Linked DNA regions of Mus musculus: region 2 is linked to region 1. A link is a loop called in an ENCODE intact Hi-C map of the cell type or tissue named here. Cell type or tissue: left cerebral cortex. All regions are shown on one strand. Links, peaks and the distances in the headings refer to the core of each region. The heading gives the core; the rest is flanking DNA.

Region 1 (5,386 bases), core at 124-5,123:
AACATGGAAGAACTGAGTTGTAGTGAGATCTTATTTTTAAATAGAAAAGATATTGGGTTTTTTGTTTGTTGGTTGACTGGTTTTTGTTTTTGTTTTGTGTTTGTGTGTGTGTGTGTGTGGATTTTGTATCTTTCTATTTAAATTTTTGAGAAAAAAATCTGAAAAGAATCTTCTGGATAATCTTTAGAATCTTTGAAGCACAGACTCATGTTAGTTATAATTACTCCTCCTTTTCCTCTTTGTATTTCTTTTGTTTTTGTTGTTGTTGTTGTTTTTTTAAGGGCTTACTAACCTCACAAAGACAACCTGTACCTTTTCTCTGTCTAACTGTTCATCTTGCATCCAGAGTTGATCATATCTCTGGTGTCTTGCCAGTCACTCTCCAGCTCACTGCTTCCATTGTGCCCATGTCCAGTAGGGAGAATATCTAACTGGCTCTTTTCAATGGCCCAATTCTGATGCATTTAGTGCATTGCAGCCTGACAGTAACTGGCAGTGGCTTCTAGCAGCTTCTTGTAGGAGACTCTATACAGACTTATTTTCTTCCTCAGCTTTTTCCATTACGTTTTATTTTGAGTTTTCTCTGTATCCAGGTTACCTGTCTTTACGTGGTATGTGGTTGTATATCAGCACATGCATGCTTCTGTAGCTCTGTGTTACTGTTGAACTGAACTTCTTTGCAGTTTTGACTCACATATCACCCATCTTCTGTCCCAATTAGATTACCAGAAATGTAAATCTTTCAGGGTCTTGAAAGGACTCTCAGGAAAACCACTCTTTGCCTTTTGACATCCAGCTTCTAATTTCTCATCTCAAGGACTTAGAATTCTCTGAATAACAGGCTGTGGTTTTCTAGAACAGCCACACCAAAACCTATCAACAAGAGCAACAAGCTTTAATGTCTGTCTCTAAAGATGTTATACAGTGACTATACTGCCATTCTTATACAAAGCCTTTTTGCCTCCTCTTACAGTTAAGAGTCTAAAATAGCTTTTCTGATATAAGAATCTGCTTTCTCTTCCCAGTTATATAGCCCATTTAAGTGATTTTTTTTTCTAGAATAAAAGGATTTTTTTCTAAAGATATATCCGTTACTTCTATTTAGAAACAAAATCTTTTCACTTCCTTTGAAATATCACAAGACTTACTGTGAGTTCTCCTCTTTCTTTTAAGATTTCAAAGTATCTAGGAGCAACAGCAGAGTTCAGTTTCAAAGTACCAGCCACAGACTCCCAGAAGTTTGTAAGAAAGAATTCTCTAAGCCTCTCTTAAGTTCAAGGAAGAAATTTTATGCAGTACGTGAGGCCAGACATTAGAGGCAGGAAGCATATGTCTGAATCTTTAGTATTCTGCTATTTGATTGAGCAATTTGTTTAATTTCTTTACAGTTAAACTTATTTAACGTAAAAAAAAATGGAATAACACAGCTTTTCCTTGTCTCATTCCGATGTTGCCAGGATTAACTGAGATAAGATCAGGAGTGTGTTTTGTAAGAGCTTGGCACAGCATGGAGGCTCAATGCAACACATCTATTTTTAGTAATAGAAGCACAATCTTGAAATGATAAATATATGCCTGGCTTGCATATCATGTTCCTGGGATCATTACCTTCTTTTCTGGGCAAAGATCAGTATTATACCTACAAGCAAGGGCCAAAGACCCATCAGTATCTGGACGAGCACCCAGGAAAGAGAAGACAGGCACAGGAAGAAGGTGCTGAGCGATCCACTTATTTCTGATGGATGGCATGTGTCTAGCTAAGGGCTATTTTTAACAGACCCATCAAAACTAGAGCTGATCATGGTCGGCAGCCTCTTAGAAGAACAGCTAGCATCTGGCAGGAGGTAGGACCAGTGAGGACGTTGTACAGCTCTGCTTGTTCTGGTGAAGGTTTTGTTTTAGGAAAAACTCTCTAACATTTCATTCCTAATACTCACCTGTCCATTAAAAAATAATCAGTGAAAATAAATTCCTATTTCCATATACTCTTCTGTGTTTTGAGGTTCCTTATTGCAAAGCTCTACCTACTACTTCACACCAGCAAGCTGAACCAGCAATATGAGTACATACACACAGCACGGCATCTCCCTCCCCAGGCACTATTCTTTTGGAGCTTAAAGGAAAATGACCAGCTTCAGCCTTGCCTTTCTTATCTGAATACAAAACCTTAGGAACCCCGTGGAACTATTTAAGGTAAAACACTCTTGAAAACATGATCCCAGATTAGCTTGTCTGACCCAGTTAAAAACCCCAATCATCTCTACTCCAGGATCTCTTAAACTCCGAGCTCCAGTTTCTTCCTTCGACACATGTTCTCCACTCAAACATTCTTGCATTTGAATGTACCCTCTTTCAATTTTTTTAAACGGCATGATCATTCATTTTATTACTCAGGGTTAAGAAGTTCCAATCACATTTCCTCTCTCTCTCTTCAAGAGCATATAACTATTTCCACTGCTAGGCAGAGTAAAGTACCCAGATTGATCCCTTCAGATTATATTACTTGCCCTTGTGATGCTAACATTCCTCCAGGGAGAGCCTCCTTCTGGTGAAACATAAATACTTTCTCTTGCGTCACATACTGTGAGTCACCAGGTAAAAGCTTTAATTACAGTTTCTTGACTTCTATATCATACAACAAAATGTTTCTCCTGTTCATAATCTTCAAGTGATTTACACCACACTTGAAATGATTCCTCTATCCTTACTACAGCATCTAAGTCATTAATCTTTTTGTTTTGTTTTGTTTGTTTTGTTTTGTTTTGTTTTGTTTTGTTTTAGTTTTCTTTACTTATCCCAATGGTACCTACTGCTCAAGGACACTGGTTAGATTTCTTCATCAGAGCGTGAATACTTGCTATTCTACTGTCTTGAAACTCTTACCCATCCACATGGTTGTCTAGTAGCTACTTACTCATGCCATTCAGATTTGTTTACATAATCTCAGAAAACTGTTTTTGTTTACTCATCCATTCATTCCCCCTAACATAGTATCTATATGTGTCTATTTCATTTTGCAGCTTTCTATTGTATTGTATTCAAAGTACTCATTCTTGCGCAACCCCTTTTTAAAAGTTTGATTAACATGTTCTTTTCTTTTATTTTTAATTTTTTATCTTAAAAGATATTGGATAGTTTATTTTTTCAATTTTTTATTAGATATTTTCTTCATTTAAATTTAAAATGCTATCCCAAAAATCCCCTATTACCCCCACCCCCTGCCACCCTTCTTTCCTATCCACCCACTCCTATTTCTTGGCACTGGCGTTCCCCTGTACAGGGGCATATAAAATTTACAAGATCAAGGGGCCTCTCTTCCCAATGATGGTCAACTAGGCCATCTTCTGATACATATGCAGCTAGAGACACGAGCTCCAGGGGTACTGGTTAGTTCATATTGTTGTTCCACCTATTGGGTTGCAGACCCCTTTAGCTCCTTGGGTACTTTCTCTAGCTCCTCCATTTGGGGCCCTGTGTTCCATCCAATAGATGACTGTGAGGTTCCACTTCTGTATTTGCCAGGCACTGACATAGCATCAGAGGAGACATCTATATCAGGATCCTTTCAGCAAAATCTTGCTGGCATGTGCAATAATGTCTGCGTTTGGTGGCTGATTATGCAATGGATCCCTGGGTGGGGTAATCTCTGCATGGTGCATCTTTTTGTCTCAGCTCCAAACTTTGTCTCTGTAACTTCTTCCATGGGTATTTTGTTCCCTATTTTAAGGAGGAATGAAGTGTCCACATGCTGGTCTTCCTTCTTCTTGATTTTCTTGTGTTTTGCAAATTGTATCTTGGCTATTCTAAGTTTCTGGGCTAATATCCACTTATCAGTGAGTACATATCAAGTGACTTCTTTTGTGATTGGGTTATCTTACTCAGGATGATATCCTACAGATACATCCATTTGCCCAAGAATTTCATAAATTCATTGTTTTTAATAGCTGAGTAGTATTCCATTTTGTAAATGTTCCACATTTTCTGTATCCATTCCTCTGTTGAGGGACATCTGGGTTCCTTTTAATTATACTAGAATTTAAGGTCTATGAGAGGGAATCTGACATTTTAACATCTACTTTTAAGTTTTTCACATAAATAGCACAATCTACCTCATAATAAATTCTTTTTTTTTCATTCTTCTCTCATACATTGTATTCCAAGCCCAGTTTCCCCTCACTCCCCTTTCCCTAGCCTCTATAACCCCTACCTCTTCTTCCCCCAGCTCAACACCCACCCTCCCTTCCTAAACCCCTACCTCTACCTCAAACTCCCCTCAGAAAAGAGAATGCCTTTCATAGACATCAACCAAACATCATAACAAACTGAAATAAGGCATATACTATCACATTCGGACTGTACAAGACAACCCAGTAACAGGAAAGGGCCCTATAAGTAAACAAAAGAGTCAGAGACCGTCCTTTACTCCAACTCTTAGGATTTGTACAAAAACACCAAGCTACTTAGCCATCGCATATATGCAGAGGTTCTGTGTTAGACTCCTACAGGCTCTCTGAGCTCTGCAAGTTTCCATGAGTCCTGATCATTTGATTCTGTGCCCATGTTCTTTATTTGTAATTAATCATTTTGTTTGATTACATTTCAAATTTTATACCAATTTCTTATCTCCACTCCATGAACCCCCTAGCTCTTCCCCTCCCCTTTTCCTCTAAACGGGTGCTTCTACTTCCATTCCTTCCCTTTAGCAACCCCCATCTCTGGGACTTTAACCATCCACAGGACCAAGTGCCTCCCTTCAACTGATGAGGTAGTCCTCTGCTACATATGTAGTGGGAGCCATGAACAGGCCCATATATGATCTTTGGTTGGTGGCTTAGTCCCTGGGAACTCTAAGTTGTCCAGTTGATTTATACTTATTTTCTTCCTATGGGGATGCAATCCCCTTCAGCTCCTTCATTCCTTCCCCTAATTCTTCCATTGGGGTCCCTGGGCTCAGTCCAATGGTTGGCTGTGAGTATGTGCATCTGCCTTAGTCAGGTGCTATCAAAGCCTCTCAGAGGACAGGCGTACCTCTGAGCCTGTTCGTGTCTGCAAGCATATCTTGGCCTCAGCAACAGTGTTGGGGTTTGGTGTCTGTGTATGCAATGCATCCATAGATGGGGCGATCTCTGGATGTCCTTTGCTTCAGCCTATGTTCCATTTTGTCCCTGCATTTTCATGTACGTCTCTATGGTATGCTCTTCTTCTTTCAGGTTTCTCTGATCTTTCCTCCCTGAATCTAATATTTGGCTCTGGTTCTCTGCCTCTGCTCCCATTCTTTGCTGGGTGATGTCTCCACGGTCTCTTCAATGATAATTCTGCTAGATTCCAATCCTAGCATAATCTACAGGCAGGATAAACTATACATCAAAGGTTTGGGGGCTGGGTT
Region 2 (5,386 bases), core at 274-5,273, 260 kb after region 1:
CTAGCTCATGTTCAACTAGCTTTTACATGAATGGTGGTCTGGGTTTCCAACATCTATCATTTTGAAGGGTAGACATACTGGGGGGCCCAAGAGCTACTTGGGGCCACTGAAGCATCTGGGCTAAGACTCTTAGGACTTGCAGCCCAAACATTGCTGTCTTGGCTAATGGAAAGAGATGCCTGTATTGGGAAAATAGCTTAGGATCTCAGCAAAGACCAGAAACGTAACCAACAACCAATGAGCAAACTTGGGTGTTGTGGAATTGACTTAACAGATTCCCAAATTATATGGGAGTTACCACATCTGCTTTGTAAGATGAAGCAGGTCCCTCCCCCAATTGGGTTTGCTTTGGAAATAAAGGTGCCAGCAGCCAATGGCTGAGCAGGGAGACAGAGGCGTGACTTTTAGGATCCCAGGCAAGAAACACAGGAGAACAGGAAGGGATTCCAAAATGAGAAGGGTGTAGAGAGATGGATGAAATGTAGCTACAAGAGGGAAAATGGCTCCCAGAAGGGCTGTCCAGAAAAGTCTAGGTCAACAAAGGTAAGGGGAAGGCCCAGAAGGAGCCAGGGAAGCAAAGATAAAATATAGATTTTATAAGTGTTAACTCAGGAATGTCGGAAGGGAGTGTGTGCCTAGCCACGGGGAGATTCAGAAGTACCCAGTCATTGAGCTAGTTTATCATAAAGAAGCCAGTGTGTGTGTGTGTGTGTGTGTGTGTGTGTGTGTGTGTGTGTGTGTGTGTCTTTTTTTGTGAATCAAGAGCTCTTGGGTGGGTGCAGAGCCACACTCACACCCAACTGGAGCACAGAGTGGATTTTTAATAATTTACACTGCACATGGGCTAGACCTAGGTCACCTGCACATATGCACCAAATATGCACTTTGGTGTTCTTGTGGGTCCACCAAAATGCAGCAGGAACACTCCCTGACTCTGTTGCCTACCTATGAATCCCATTGCCCTACCTGTACCGCCTTGTCTGGCCTCAGTTGGAGTGTATGTGCCTGGTCCTGCAATTAATGTGATGAGCCACAGTAGGTTGATGCCTGGGGAGGGCCTCCTTCTTCTCAGAGAAGAAAGGGGAGGGAGAGGGGAGGAGGAGCTGTGGGGGGGTGGGGTGGGGGGGACCAGGAGAAGAGCAGGGCTGTGATTGGGATGTAAACTGAGTAAATGGATAGATTAATAAAAAATAAAAAGAAATTTAAATAGAATAGAAAAGGAACTATGGAGCTGTAATCTTAAAGGCATAAAGTTAATATATTTATTATATGTATATTTTGTTTTCGTTTACACATTTCTGTGTGTGTTGTCTCTCTGTGTATATGTGTTTTCTCTTTTGTGGGTGTGTGACCTTGTATGTGTGTAGGTGTGTGTGTGTGTGTATCTTTGTGTATGTGTTGTTATACGTGTAGCTGTATATATGTGTTTGTGTGTATCTATGTTTGTATGTATGGGTGTGTGGTTCCTATATGTGTATGTGCATGATGTCATTGTGTATTTATGTGTGTGTTTGTGTGTGTGTGTGTGTACATATATATGTATGTGTGTGTGTGTATGTATGTGTGTGTGCATGTATATATATGTGTGTGTACATATATGTGTATGTGTGTGTATGCTATCTGTGTGTGAGCTGTCCTGTGAATATGTGTGTGTGTTCCCAAAGGAAGGAAATGGAGGTCATTTTATCTCTTGAATCTGGAGCTATAGGTAGTGAACTTCCTGACCCCCACCTGGGTGCTAGAAACTGAGCTTCAGTCCTCTACAAGAGCAGCAAGCACTCTTGACCATTGTCCATCTCTCTGTCACCTTAATGTAATTTTAAAATGTTGAACAATCTAGGCATGAAGGCACAGACCTTCAGTCCCAGCACCAGGAAAACTGAAGGCATAAGAGTTTATAGATCAGAAGGCATTCTGGGATGTAGAAACATTCCATCTCTAAGGAAAAGCCAAGCCAAGCTAAGCACAACAGGAAAGGTTGTTCTTTTCAAGTTCTTTATGAGGACAAAGGATAATTGAGATTGAATAGGCTTAAGAATATAATGATTTTTGTTATAGATTCGATGTTAAGGAAATCATATTAATTTCTGCTTCCCTTGGATGAAATGTTAATAAGCTAGAACTACATGTTTACCTGACATAAAATCTTTAGTGATATCTCTGACTTCCTGAGATAATTTCAAAGCCTGAAGATGTATCTTACAGCAAGCTAATCTGTTCCTTAAGGCACATGCAAATGAGATGTCCTGCTCTTAATATTTTAGTGGGTAAAGGGAGCCAAAGCCTGGGAAAGTAAACATTGCCCTGCAAGAGTTTCACACTTTCCTTTAAAAAAAAAAATCAAAGGAAAAAAAAGTCAAGTATGAATAGAAAAACCCCAATCAAAATACTTATAGAGCTAACATGATTTTCTGTTTGTTTACATAAAAGTACTATAATGGCAGTGGATGTTATTTGCTTTCATTTTAAGGTTATTGGAGGCGGTGCATATTGTAGTATAGAAAGAAATAAACATAGGTAGCAGATTTGTAAATTTTCATTCTGAAAGGTTAAATGTATTCTGCATATTCTTGATTTTTTTCCCCTGCTTTCTTCTCATACACAGCCTCCCAGATTTCTGGTATTATTCATTAGTCCTATAGTCAGCACTATATTTAATCACTTTAAATCTACTTAATCTATTAGAATAAATAATCATCAACTGTGGAACTGCAAAGAAAATGTGACTTGGGTGATAAACATTCATGGATGCAGAAGTACTCATTTAAATTATACTTATCTTACCAAAGAGAATGTATCCCCTCCAGGTGTTAACATTTGCTGCCTAAGGAACTGTTCACAACATTCGGTTTTCTGTTTGTTTGTTTGTTTGTTTGTTTTCTTTTAGTCCTGTCTTTTACCAGTCACTCAGTAAGGAGCAGAAGCCACTGGGGCAATGGTTTCATAAAGTAAACTTCTATTCGAAGCAAAATAAGCAGCTTAGCTCAGTGAAAACCAATAGGGCAAAAATGTTTTGAAACTAGTTCTTCACCTGCAGTGCCAACTGTTCCCAAAGAACACCGGCGTTCATAATTCGCAGGTCAACAGCGCCCTCCACTGGCGCAACCGTCAGTGCGTGTTTTGAAGTATAAATCCTGTGAATGGCCAAATTTGGGATAGATCAAGGAAAGCTAGAGATGTTAGAAAACGTGAAACCTTGGCTAGCAAGCAGCTATGTGGAAACAAAGACATCTGGGTACATTATTAGGACTTCAGTGAAACTATAATAGGGAAAAATCATTACATTTCATTTACATATCGGAAATCATTTCCCGGACAAGACCTGAGCCAGAACACTGAAACATATCTTGCAGATGCTGGATGTCGTGACCAGATTCCAAAAGGAAGAACCATGGTTTACAAACTGAAGCCAACCGAAAATGAGTGAGACTGCCTACTGGACTTTTCGTTGGTTAATGGGTGCTGACATTTAGAAACTGAGAGTATTTTCAGTTTGAGGAACTCATGTTTAGGTTAAGTTATTCATACATCTTTATCACAGGTATCATCCAATCTCTTATAAGCTGAATATGTTCCCCACAAAGTTCTTGTTTTGGGGATGTGATATTTAAAATCCCTTGTTGATAATATTTGGAGAAGAGCCCTTGGGAGGTGATGTAGAGGTGGAGGTATTCATGCAAGTGGTGTCTGCATGGTGCAGCTAATGGCTTTATAGAAGGACACCTGGATTTATCTTATGGTTATGAGCCTCCCATCATATCCTGATCATAGAAGTATCTATCACAAGAGCTGGTGAGTATATACTGGACTTCCCAGACTTTTTAACTTGGGGAAATAAAACTCTGTTGGTTGTGAATTAATAGTCCAGTGGTAGTCTCTTATATGAACAGAAAATGAACTAAAATGTATCTGAAACTCTCTCATTTATAGGTGAGTTGATTCACAAAGACAACATACCATATTAAAGCAATGATCTAAACCTAGCTCACCCGAAATGTATTCTCATATATTCTTTAAGAACAGTAGTTCTTACAGTGTGGTGTGAGTATCAGGACCAGTATCATCAGGGACTTCTTGGAGATTGAAACTTTTCACTGAGCTTGGTAGTTCGTACTGATAATCAGATCACTTCTGGAGCTGAGGCAGGAAGACAATAAGCCCAATACCTGGCCTGTGATACATAGAGGAAGAGATTCTATTTTTTAAAAAAACCAAAGAAAGAAAGAAATGTAATTTGGGATCCCACTTCCCAATTACATATCTTTTGAATAAAATAAAATCTAGGAAAGGAAGAACTGAAGGTAAGTGAGTCCATGTTGTATCAAGACCTTAAGCTTATTTTAATGTCCCTTACAGTTTAAGAACTTTATTCTAGCAAGTGTATTCAATATTTTAGAGATAAATTAATACTACCAAGGACACAAAAGCATTATGGCATTGTTTTATACTTTAGAGGTAGTTCATTGAGAAAATCAAGGGTATACATTTTTTTTTTTTGTATCTGCAGCAGCTGCATCTCTCTATCTGTCATCTCATCTTGGGTTGGCCTCAAACATCTGGTCATTGTATAGATTCCCTCAAGAAATAAAGTCTGTAATGTTATTATTGTTATTACTGTTATTATTATTACCATCATTACTAGTGATTTTAACTGCTAATCTGAGACTAAATTACATGCCAAGTAGGATTCACTTCCTTATTATAGAAGGCATATTTCTACCAAAGCGATTTTAGAACTTTATTTATGAACTTGAAATACTTAGTATCATTTTCCCACACACTTCAGGAGCCAAAAACATTTTATTCAGGGATAGAGATATTGTTCAGTGGTGAAGAGGACTCTTTGCTTTTCTAGAAGATCTGGGATTGCTTCCCAGCACTCTCATGGGATAGCTACAACTAACTGTAATGCCAATCCCAGGGCCTCTAAAAAAAAAACCCTCTTGTGGCCTTCTTGGGCACTGAGTACAAATGTGGTGCACAGACATATTTGTAAGCAAAACATCTACACAAATAAAGTTCTAATATATTGTTACATATCTATATGTTGTGTAAGTAAATATTTTATACATTTGTATACATATTTTATCTTTGCGTCTGAATTTAACAAATATCTAGCATAAAATTATACTTAATATTTGTTTTTGTTAAGGGAACAATTGTACAAATGAAACTTACCCAGCCCTCCTGTTTTTGTTTGTTTGTTTGTTTGTTTGTTTGGTGGGAACTGAGACTATGCATGCAATAAGCACACAGCAAGACCACTTGGCAATATACTCAGACTATATTTCATGATTTTTAAGATTCTTATCAATTCAAGCTTTAAGAGAGCCTTCTAGCCAAAAGTATTCATTTGAAATGCTTCTTTTCTGCCTTAAGAGAATTA

What was found. A loop is a pair of places that touch in the nucleus more often than their neighbours do. Peaks named below come from ENCODE experiments on the same cell type or tissue, not always from the same donor. Only the 100,000 strongest peaks of a DNase experiment are listed, where the experiment ranks them.
Region 2: a loop joins it to region 1, with 2.9 times the contacts of the local background. A loop is called at or near these places in 4 of 42 quality-filtered maps.

The regions. Positions count from the first base shown.
Region 1 is chr3:73,392,397-73,397,782 of GRCm38, reverse strand. All of the region lies in intron 2 of Gm20754 (predicted gene, 20754), which reads right to left. The region is part of intron 2 of 4930509J09Rik (RIKEN cDNA 4930509J09 gene); the gene reads left to right. Among named protein-coding and RNA genes, the nearest start is that of 4930509J09Rik, 87 kb to the left of the region's middle. In left cerebral cortex, for the core only: no CTCF peak of the experiment used is centred there; DNase peaks (open chromatin) are centred at 1,610, 2,191 and 2,507; H3K27ac peaks cover 1,164 bases.
Region 2 is chr3:73,132,193-73,137,578 of GRCm38, reverse strand. All of the region lies in intron 1 of Gm20754 (predicted gene, 20754), which reads right to left. Among named protein-coding and RNA genes, the nearest start is that of Gm20754, 69 kb to the right of the region's middle. In left cerebral cortex, for the core only: a CTCF peak has its summit at 3,093 (motif pointing left); a DNase peak (open chromatin) is centred at 3,102.